2 separate regions of the Homo sapiens genome follow, and region 1 is linked to region 2. The links are chromatin contacts, found by Hi-C or POLR2A ChIA-PET in ENCODE. All regions are on one chromosome and are shown on one strand. Each heading gives the region's core, a stretch centred on a gene start or an enhancer-like site at or near the end of the contact. The rest is flanking DNA. Distances are from core to core; before and after follow the strand shown. Region 1 overlaps CCDC33 (coiled-coil domain containing 33). Region 2 holds the start of ISLR2 (immunoglobulin superfamily containing leucine rich repeat 2).

Region 1 (5,180 bases), core at 89-2,588, 120 kb after region 2:
ACATCTCTTGATCTCGTCTACCTGACCTTAAATGTTAGCCTGTCTCAGGTTTCTGCCCTATGTGGCTCTTCTTTCTCTAGCCTGTACTCTTTTTCCATGTGATCCCACCCCATCCTGGTGTCAGGAATCACATTCTTCCCTCATCCAATCCATCACCAAGTCATGTCCATGTCTCCCGGTCTCTCGGATTGAGCTGCTTCTCTCCACCAGCTCCACCACCGACTTAGGCCACCGCACTATTTCTCCAACTGCTCTTGGTTCCTCTACTCTTGCTCCCTGAAGATCCCTTCAAAGGCAGGTTACCATTGGGTACTGTGGTGCCATAGTACCAAAGGAACTCAGTGGCTTCCCATTGTTCCCAAAGTAAAGAGGATTCCAGGCTCAGCACGGTTGGGTCTTTGCCGGCCCCTCCAGCTCCCCAGCAACAGGACCTCCACCTCCCTCTCTTTGCTCCAGCCACACTGGACATCTCTCCGTTCTCTGAGCAAACCCTGTTCCCTCCCACCCTAGGCATTCTCAGAAACATTCTGAGAAACATTCCCAGAAACATTCTCCCTTCCCCTTTTCCCATCTCAGCTGTCCTCACTGATCTCCCAGATGAGGCCAAATCCTCCCTCATTACATGTTTTCATGCGACTCTGTACCAGGATATGTGCTTATGCACTTTATGTGATTATGTGCGTACTCTTTGCCAGTGCCTCCCCATCCCGCCTCCACTGTGCCCCACTAGTTCCGTGGACAACCACCAGGTCTGCTTTGCTCACCATTTTATTCCTATCATGAAACACAGTATCTGGAACATAGGAAGCTGTCACTAAATAATCGTCGAATGAATCTGGCCCTGTTTCTAGCTTGCTGTATGACTGTGGGAAAGTTACTTTGTCTTTCAATGCCTGAAAACCTCACCTGGGAACCTGTCTCAAAGGGCTATAGAGATGGTGGTGCTAGACAGTGTGAGATGCTGCGGGTCTAAAGCTCTACAGGGGGAAGGGGGAGTCCTGAGCAGGCTCACAGTGGGCACTGAGACCTATCATAAGAAAGCCACAGGACAGTGGAAAGAAGCCAGGCTGGGTACAGGAAGACCTAGCATCTGGCCCACTGCCCCTGACTCCCTGTATGAACTCAGGCCAGTCCTTGCCTTCTCTGAGCCTCAGTCTTCCCATGGCCAGGATGTAAGCTTTGGCCTGCATGCTGCTGCAGGCCTGCCTGGCTGGCTTGTGTTCTGGCCTGGGAAACACTCTCAGTTCTTTAGAGAAAACAAGAACCCCAGCTCTGCCACCCGAGACAGATTCTGTGCCCAGGTCTACTGGGCCAGTCTCCAGGCCCAGGGTGTCCCATGACTGGTCTAGGCCTGGCTCAGTGCCCTGGGGCTTGAACAGTACCCAGCACCTGTCACCCAGCCTGACACAGAGAGACCTGCCAGTCAGAGCACAGCAGGGACCAGGAAGACAGTGGCACTGACAGGCACGGGGTGCCCCAGTGGACAGGATGAGATATGGAAAAGGGGCTAGCCAGGAGATGGCCTGTGGGGTTCTGACCCTTGGCCAAAGGCTGCATGTCAGGGCTGCCAGCATTGGCAGCTGCTTCTTCGGCTGCCTGCTGCCCAGAGCTAATGAGTGGGGACAGAGCCAGGACTCGAAGGGGAAGGCGCTGCTTCCTCTGTGCATGTGGGGCAGGCTTGGGATGGCACAGGGGAGGTGGCACAGATCAGGGCCAGCTAGAGTCATACTCAGAGGATCCTTGGTTTTCTTAGATAAGCCTGAGAGCCCTGACCCTGGCCCTACACTGAGCTTGACCTTGATTGTAGACTGAGCTCAGCCCTGACCCTGGTCACAGACTGAGGCTGGCCTTGGTCACAGGATGAGCTCTGACTCTGGTGACTAATTGAAGAAGATGTTAAAAGTAGGACAATTGTTTGAAATCCTGGCAAGAGGGGGGATAAAGAAGGTTACAGTTATCAAATACTCACCATACCCCTGAGAAATAAGCTAGGAGTGTATTGTGTGTTTCATACAGTTTAATCGCCACCCAGTCCTATAATTGAGGTATAATATTATCATTAAACCTCATTTTACAGATGAGGTTCCTGAGGCTCAAAGCATTTCCATGACTTGCCCAAGGTCACAGAACTAGTTAGTACCCAAAGGAGGATGCAGGATCCAGGATTTCAAAATCTAAAAGCTCCCTCCACCTCATTCTTTGCCTTGATATTTCATGCCGTGGTTACCCCTTTTGGAAGGGGGGTTGTTGAGACAGGATGCTAACCCAGACTTCCAGAGAAGATGCAGTGACTAGTGTGGAGACCCATCCTGGGATCTGGAGTTCTCCTTCCTCCCTGTCTGGCTGGGGGCCTTCAGTCAAGGACCCCTGAAGGCAGGGATCTGGGCAGAGTGGGTGGAGGCTCACAATGACTCACAGGTGACCCATGGGCTTGTCTCAGCAGCCAGAGGGTTGGGCTCAGCAAAAATAACAATAACACAGTGACAGTGATCATGGGATAGTCCCAGGAATAAGGCAGCCCTCACTTGCTGATGATGTTCCACTCGAAGCTCACTGCGAGCTCGGCTATTTACACCCTCTGGTTCTAACGGTGCAGTCCTGGAAGCAGGCTGCGTTATTCCCATGTGATAGTGGAGGAGGCCAAGGCCCAGGGGAGAATGTGGATGTGTCTGAGGTCACATGGCTGGCCAGTGGGAGTGGAGCAGATGAAGATGACTATTCCCATCTGGCCGCTGGCTCCTACAGAAGCCAAGGCTCCTTCTCTTCCAGCAGGATCCCCATGGGAAAAAAGACAAGGGTGGGGAGCAGGCCTGGGGTGAGGCCTGGGAACCAGGGTCTTCATCTACCCTGCAGGGCCCCCACACCATGGTTTGATTTTCCACCCACACCTGCCCCCCATGACATCAGTTCCTGGAGACTCAGAACCTCAGAATTTTTGTTCAGTGAGAACTTCCCTTTGTCCCAGGGTTATAAACACAGCTGGTGTCAGTGGTTGAAGGATGGTTGGCCTGAGAACCATCCCCAGCCAGACCGAAGCCATAAGGATTCTTTCCAGATGTTCTCCCATCTCTGCCACCTGGGGCCCCTAAGGTGTTCTCATGCCTGAAACCCCCATTCAGACTCAAGAAGCATGAGTTCTCCCCCACAGGCTTCTTCTGGAATCCTGCATAACAGCCTCAGAGGGCATTCATGGGGGAGATTTGGGGCCATGAGGCAGGCCAGAGGGGGCCTTCCTGGTGTCCTCATTGCATCCTGCATGGGCTGTCTCCTCTGCTTACTCCTGAGCATGGGCAGAGCGGCTGACAGCCTCCTCCTCCCTCCCTGGTCATCATGAGCAGCCAGGAGGCTTGGTGATCCCTCCAGACTTTATGTAGCTTCCCTCTCCCTAGCCTGGCCCCCGTGGGTCCCAGGGTCACATGCCACAGGGTCTAGCTTGTAGTGGAGTGAGGGAGGCCATTGAGCAGGGGCTGGGGCTCTGGGCACCGATTAGGCTCCTCCTACCCCTGTGTATTCCCTGATTCTGTCATCCTTCCATGCACACACTTAAGTTTCCAGCAGAAGGAGCTGCCCTGGAATCCCGTTGATCTCCTCGTTCCCCCCCTCCTTCTCTGAGGCTCCCCCTATCCATCCAGAAACCTGTGAGATACTGAACACCATTATCAGGGAGAAGCTGAGCTCAGAGATGCTTAGGGGATGTGCCACACAGTCAGCAGCAGTGGAGCCGGGAGCCAGAATTCAAAGTCAATGTCTTCAGGGCCAATCTACTTATGCAAATCCTGTAGTTCCTGGCATGTGATGCAATAGAGAGAGGAAGCAACTGTGGCAAACCAGAGAGCACCTGGCTCATTCAGAGGAGTAGCCCCTGCCCGTCCTACTGATCTCTACATGGAAGAATGAGGGCATGGGTTGTCAACCCTCTTCATTTTTGTTTATGTTTAATTATTAGGTTTTTTTAATGTGTAGAGATGGGGTTTCACTGTGTTGCCCAGGCTGGTTCAAACTCCCGGCCTCAAGTGATCCTCCCACCTTGGCCTCACAAAGTGCTGACATTACAGGTGTGAGCCACCCTGGCCAGCCTCTCTCAATTTTATTTATTTTATTTTTTTATTTTTTGAGATGGAGTCTCACTCTGTTGCCTGGGCTGGAGTGCAGTGGTGTGATCTCAGCTCACTGCAACCTCTGCCTCCCAGGTTCAAGAGACTCTCCTGCCTCAACCTCTTGAGTAGCTGGGATTACAGGCGCGCGCCACCACTCCCAGCTAATTTTTGTATTTTTAGTAGAGATGGGGTTTCACCATGTTTGTCAGGCTGGTCTCGAACTCCTGACTTCATGATCTGCCCGCCTCAGCCTCCCAAAGTGCTGGGATTACAGGCGTGAGCCACTGCGCCCGGACGCCTCTCTCAATTTTTAAAGAGAAACCAGAAATCCAAATGTTTGTGTAAAATCAGCCAAGTTTTACTTTCAGGCCAAACACCTCTGGTCAGTGAGGATCTCTGGGCCCCTCATTGTTCCTCTCCTGAACCCTCAACCCAACTCGGACACCACCGGTGCCTCCAGCTTTGCTGACTGGTCCCCCTCTGCCAGGGGAGTGACCTCCCAATGGCTGTGCATCCTCCACACATGTATAAGTAGGCATTCTCCTTTCTTGAAGCCCCTTCTTTCCTCGCCTCCAGGACAACTCCCTCTCCTGATTTTCTACCCTGTCTCTGGCCACTCCACTGTGGGATACTCTTTGTCCCAGTACCCTGCGAATGTCAATGCTCCTGGCTCAGTCCTTGGCCTCTCCTCTGCATCTCTACCCTCCTTCTTTTTTTTTTTTTTTTTTTTGAGACGGAGTTTCACTCTTGTCACCCAGGCTGGTGTGCAATGATGTGATCTCGGCTCACTGCAACCTCCACCTCTGGGGTTCAAGCAATTCTCCTGCCTCAGCCTCCTGAGTAGCTGGGATTACAGGCGTGTGCCAACACACCCGGCTAATTATTGTATTTTTAGTAGAGACGGTGTTTTGCCATGTTGGCCAAGCTGGTCTCGAACTCCTGATTGCAGGTGATCCACCTGCCTCGGCCTCCCAAAATGCTGGAATTACAGGTGTGAGCCACCACGCCTGGCCTCTATACTTTTTAAGAGATCCCCCCTCACCTAGGCATCCCCCTTTCCCCCCATCCTGAAAGCCCCAGAAT
Region 2 (5,173 bases), core at 2,340-4,839:
GGGGCTTCTGACTGGAGGGCAGCCTTGGGGAAGGTCTCCGCAGCCTTAACCGGCTGCTATGCTGGGGATGTTTGATGCCCATCTGGGCCCCGGCTTTCTTATTCTCAGAGGCCCTTCCCACATCTTTAGGCAAGTCCATTAAATCCTCCGCGTGCCACATTAAAATACAAGGGCAAGTACAACTCTGAGTGCAGTTGCAACAGAATCGTTTGCACAATGTCGCATGTCTTAAACATTCAATCAAACATCGATTACTTCCAATTTTGCAGTTTTCTTTGCCCCTGTTAGCGCCAACAGATTTTTTTTTCCAGATCTCAGACATTTATTTTAATAGGCCCCTGACAAAGTCATAAGACTCAGAGAGAAGGGAGAGTGGGAGAGGTGTATAGGAAGGTTTTGTGCCAGGGACTAGTCGCTCAAGAATTAGGAGACGCCCTGGGCACTGGAAACTACGCAGCGCGAAGTAGGGACAGCGCCTGTGTTGTGTAGTGGACCAGAGGTTGCTGATACCTGGGACATAGACTGGGTGGGCACGGGAAGTAAAGCCTCGGGACTTTGGTTAAGCGCGCCCCACTGGCGTATCGCGCCGCGGGACTGCAGAGCCGTGAGCAGCGGTCGCCTTGGTGCAGGGTTCCAGCCACATCTTCCTCGCCCAGCCAGCACCCTCTGCCGTTGACCCGCCTCTGCGCCCGGCAAGCGGCTTCCAGCAGGGGGCGCGCGCGGACCAGGCTTGGGCCCTAGAACAGCGCGGATGGAGTCGCTGGAGCAAGTCCCCAGATCCAACCGGTTTCAACCCTCCCCACCCTCCCGACGCTCCGGGTTCGCGACGTTGAAGTTAAGGGTCGATCCGCAGAAAGCGGCCAGGGGCTCCAGCTCTCCATTCCTGGGTCTGTCTGGGGTCGGCTCCAGCCTGGTTAGAAGCCTTAGTCTGGATTCGGCAGATTCTGAATCTGGGACCCTCTGCGCTAGCGGCTTGGAACCTTGTCACCCTCCCCTCCCCCACCCCTACTTCCACACACCTGATTAGTTGTCTGTTTCTTTAATGATCAAAGACGTGGGCGGCGGCGGGATGAGGTCTTGGTTCCCGGCTCCACAGCCCTCCCTAACTGTCATTATTAACGTTATAAACATTAGACCCGCTTCTGCGCGCCGGACGGCGCCGGACGAGGTGCGCGCAGTCTTCTAGCTGAGCTCGGAGGCAGATCCAGAAGTCGCGGCTCCCACCCCAGGCCTCGGCGGACTCTGCCTGGGGCGACTCGGGCTCCAGCCCTGCCCGGGCGGGCACTGGGCTCTCCAGGGTCGAAGGCAGGGGTAAGGGGCGTCTTTCCCCCAGGGCAGCCTCCGGGAACAAAAGCATTTGCTGTAGAGTGAGCTAGAGCCTCCGGGCCCGCGGGAGTCAGCTCCCGCCCAGGGGTGGTCACCGCGTCCTTAACCACCCCAGGAGCCCCGTCTCCCTGCCGAACTCCTTGGCTTCTGCAACCCTGTCAAGACAGCAAGGAAAGGGGGTCTTCCCTGGTCCTCGGGCCCCGAAGTTTCGGGGTTGCTTATAGGACGGGTTCCTGCAGTCCAGGGAAGCTCTGGGCAGATAGCGAGCCCATTCTCCCTTCCATTACCCAGATTCTGCCTCCCTGCGGAAGGCAAAAAAGAAAGAAAGAAAATAGGTAAAAACCGGCGGAGGGCCTTGAGCCTCCCCGCCTGGCGCCCCTCACTCAGTCCCGAAAAGTCCCCTGGACACGCCATGCCGGACCGGACTCAGCTCCCGCTGCTGGGCCCCTGCCTCCAAATATCCTTCCCAGGCACAGGCTCCCAAGACCGCCCCCTCAGGGTTCCCAACACCCGGACAACTGCCCAAGACGCCGCTCCCCGCCCCCACCCCCACCTTGTTCGGCAGACAAAGAAGGGTGTGCTGGCCCCGCCGTCTGCCTCCTTCTCCCGACCCCACAAGGCCTAGAAACCTCAGGGACTCACCCCGGGCTAGGGACCCAATCCTGGCTGTCCCACCACAGGATCCCCGGCAGGGACGGGTCACAGTGCTCTCACCCCTCGACCATTTTCGAAGACACCTTCCCTGAAAGGCGCCTTGCGCCCTCCCCATGGGTCGGCGGGGGGGGACTCCAGGCCCGAGCAGGCGGTGTGAAGTTCTGTGTTCTGAACTGGGGCTGAGCAAGATGCGATGGTCTCAGCCCGCTGGGCCGCCCGTAGCGACGGCAGGAGTAGGGGAGAGGGAGGGACGCTTGGAGTGTGAGCGCACCAGTCTGTTCATATTTAATTTACAAAGCAGCCTCGGAACCCCGGGCCGGGTGGTCTCTTTAGACGCTGCGCTCTTAGCCTGTCTCTCTTCCCCACCCCCTCCCCTAGCTCATTAAGATGCTCAACACTCAAATCGGGGTATTGATCTCCACGGAAGCCCCAAACCCTCGCCATCGAGAGACCCCCATGGCCCGGGGTGATGGCTGTGGGGCTTGGTGCTCCCAGAGAGCTCAGTGGCTACAGAATGGGTGGGGATTCTGCGTGTCTCCCGGAGCCTGAACCCCTTTCCTGGTTATGGCCGGTAGCTGTCTCCAGGGCTAACGTGGGCAGCGCAGGGGGGCGGAAACCGGGTTTTAGCCAAATGCCTCGACATCGCCGCGCCTCCGCCTCCTCGTCGCTGAAAGAAATGTCGGGGTTTCATCAGAGCTAGGGAGCGACAGTCGGGAACAGCGAGTCTGCCGAAGCCGGCTGTTGTGTGAGGGTGTGAGACGGCGGGGCGGTGAGGGGCCACCGCGGCTTGGGGGATAGTGCGTGTGGGGTTGACCGTGTGTCTGCTTGAGAGGCTGTGAAGATATGGGGGGCAGATATGGGAGAAATGCTCGGGCCTGAAGTCCCCAGCCCACCGTGCTCAAGAGTAGCGGACGTTTTGCCACCATCCTTGTCTGTGCTACTGTCTGCTGCAGCTTCCGTGCCCCGTTCTCCTGGAGCAGGCAAGACCTGGAGTGAGGTGCTTGGGTGCGCTCGAGAGAGCTTCCCCCTGCTCCACCTGTCCCGCGGTGCGCGCAGGCCAACGCGTCGGGCAGTGGGCTTCAAGCGCTGGTTTAGCCACAAAAGACCAGAAGTAAAGAGTTCCGGCTTAAGAGGCTGGGCAGGGCTGCGGTGGGCTGGGGAGGGGGGTGTCCCTTCCCAGCACGCCCTGCAGGGCTGTGCGTTCTGGTGTCGGGTTAGACTAGCAGGCGGGGCGGGGGGGTTGGGGCGGCGGGGCGGGGGAGACTAGGGCTTATATCAGCCCAGATCCAGGCAAAAATGGTAGGGAGGGTGCGGCGCTCTGCTAACACTATCAATTATGCATCATGTTGAACGTGGCTTCGGGGAGGAGGCGGCTAGCAGCGGGGGGTGCGGGAGGGAAGGGTCCGCGCGAGCTCGGCTGCGCGCAGCTCAGCGGGTCCCGCTCGAAGTCTGTCGGTGCCACCGCCTGCATTTGCAAAAAGAGTTTAAAGGCAAAGACACGCCTTCCCCCCCCACTTCAGCCGCGCGCCTTTCCTTCCCCCAAATTCCTCAAAGATGGTTTGTCTCACGTGTTGCAGGGCGTAAAAGCGGCTTGCATTCAATTAGCAGCGAAGCTCGCGGGCGCTGGCGGGACAGGCGCGTGAGGGTGAGTTCGCGTGAATGTGTGTATGCGTGTGCGAGAGGAGAACGGTAAGTGTCCCGGGTGCAGGTGTGCCCGTGAAAATGCGTGTGAATGTAGCAGGGGCTGAACACATTGATGCGATTATTACCTGACCATGGATGATTGTAAACTGTGAAGGTCGGCTATGGGGAGGGTGTGAGGGACTGTGTGCGCGAATGTGTTTGAACGTGGGGTGGGGGAGGTGGTGTGATCAGGGACAGTAACAATGCCAGCGGCTGTGTAAATGTGGGGGTACGTGGGTTATGGGGGTGCAGTAGGCTGCGAAGAGCCCAGCCAGGACAGTGGGCGTGGGATGCCCCTTATGACCGACGTGTCTTGGCCTTGGGGAGGGTCTCCGTGGCTTTAACAAAAGTAGACCAAGCAGGAGGCGGGAGAGGCTATGCGCGTCCCCGCCAGGCCCGGGAGTGCGCAAGGACTTTCTCCAACCTGCAGCCAGAGAGGTGGGGGAAACGGACGCAAAAGGAAAAATTGAAGTGGTACTTTGGGGCCACCAAGTCCCCAAACTTACCTGTCCCTTTCTTTGCCCCCCGCCCCCCGTTTTCCCCACAGCCACAACACATGCGTGTATCTTGCTTGGGCTATCTTCCCTGCTCTGCCACGCCGGGTCTGGAGAAGGGGTTTCAGCCCCAGGACATTTACTGAGAGTCGGCGAATATTGGGTAAGCAATGGGGGCCACCCCACAACCTTGACCCAGGTGGGGTTAGGTCCAGCCTAGGGCACCTGATGGGGTGCGGGGCTGGTGGGGGTGCTGTCTGGCAGGAACCGGGAAGGGAGGGAAGGGACCCTCCCAGAAGAGCAAAGGCAGAGTGAAGGAGCAGGTTCCCAAAGACAAGTTGTGGGAGGGGCTCTGCCAAACCTGACAGGCGCTCCAAATGGGGGCAGGGAGTCTGTGCAAGTTCGTTTGTGTGACCGGGCTTAAGGTGTTATGGGGAGGGGGTCCTTAGGCACCGCAGAGCTGTGGAGAAAGGCGCAGAATCTTTCATCTTCTCCAGCTTCATTAGCTAGTGGCAGCCCCATGACCTGTTGGCTGAGGACGCCTCTGCCCAATGGGAGCCGCCTGAGGGACCTGAGAGGAAGCTCTAGTGACCGCTTTCCCAACACACCTGGTCCAAACATGGGGGAGAACCTCCTTCCCCGTAAGGAAGGTTGGCAGAGCAGCCCTTCTTCTCCCCTCACAGGAGCTGCAGCCCCGGGCAGGTGACTTTGGCCTTAGATGCAGTAGGGCATGGGGATGGGCTTCCCCAGATCCCACATCTCAAGTCGTGCAGTGCAGGTCCTCCTATTGCTTCTCTGCTGGGTTTCGGTCACAGTGGAGGGCTGTATGCACACACAGGCACATGCCTGTGTTCTTGTGGGTGGGTCGGTTCGTGTGAGGACTTGTGTCCTTGTGTCTGTCAATTGTCACAATGGACAGGAAAGCGCTTTGTACCGTGGTGGAAAACACGTACAAATGCTGGTTAAGAGAACAATGAGGTCTGCAGGGTCTATTGTGTCCATGTCTGGGTGCATAT

What was found. A loop is a pair of places that touch in the nucleus more often than their neighbours do. ChIA-PET counts read pairs that join two places held with the same protein, here RNA polymerase II (POLR2A). Pooled maps may share reads with other maps.
Region 1: a map of ascending aorta shows a loop between it and region 2 (2.3-fold over the local background). The contact joins the enhancer-like site here to the promoter of ISLR2 in region 2. A Hi-C loop is called at or near these places in 12 of 168 maps with a recorded cell type or tissue (PC-9, aorta, ascending aorta and 5 more) and 14 of 50 pooled maps. POLR2A ChIA-PET finds 5 or more read pairs at or near these places in 3 of 52 experiments (AG04449, PC-9 and Panc1).

The regions. Positions count from the first base shown.
Region 1 is chr15:74,249,938-74,255,117 of GRCh38, forward strand. The region is part of intron 2 of CCDC33 (coiled-coil domain containing 33); the gene reads left to right. Among named protein-coding and RNA genes, the nearest start is that of CCDC33, 16 kb to the left of the region's middle. Within about 2 kb of position 1,339, at least 12 of the 41 ENCODE cell types and tissues checked have a DNase peak (open chromatin) inside an H3K27ac peak, as active enhancers do; they include ascending aorta and breast epithelium, where a contact is called at or near this core.
Region 2 is chr15:74,126,997-74,132,169 of GRCh38, forward strand. It overlaps ISLR2 (immunoglobulin superfamily containing leucine rich repeat 2), which reads left to right and starts at 3,590. Exons shown (of 3, transcript NM_020851.3): 1 at 3,590-3,625; 2 at 4,211-4,320. LOC283731 (a long non-coding RNA gene) reads right to left here and starts at 2,282. Exons shown (of 3, transcript NR_152622.1): 1 at 1,969-2,282; 2 at 1,020-1,628; 3 at 1-737. RefSeq lists enhancers at 2,896-3,805, 3,806-4,714 and a silencer at 4,207-4,406.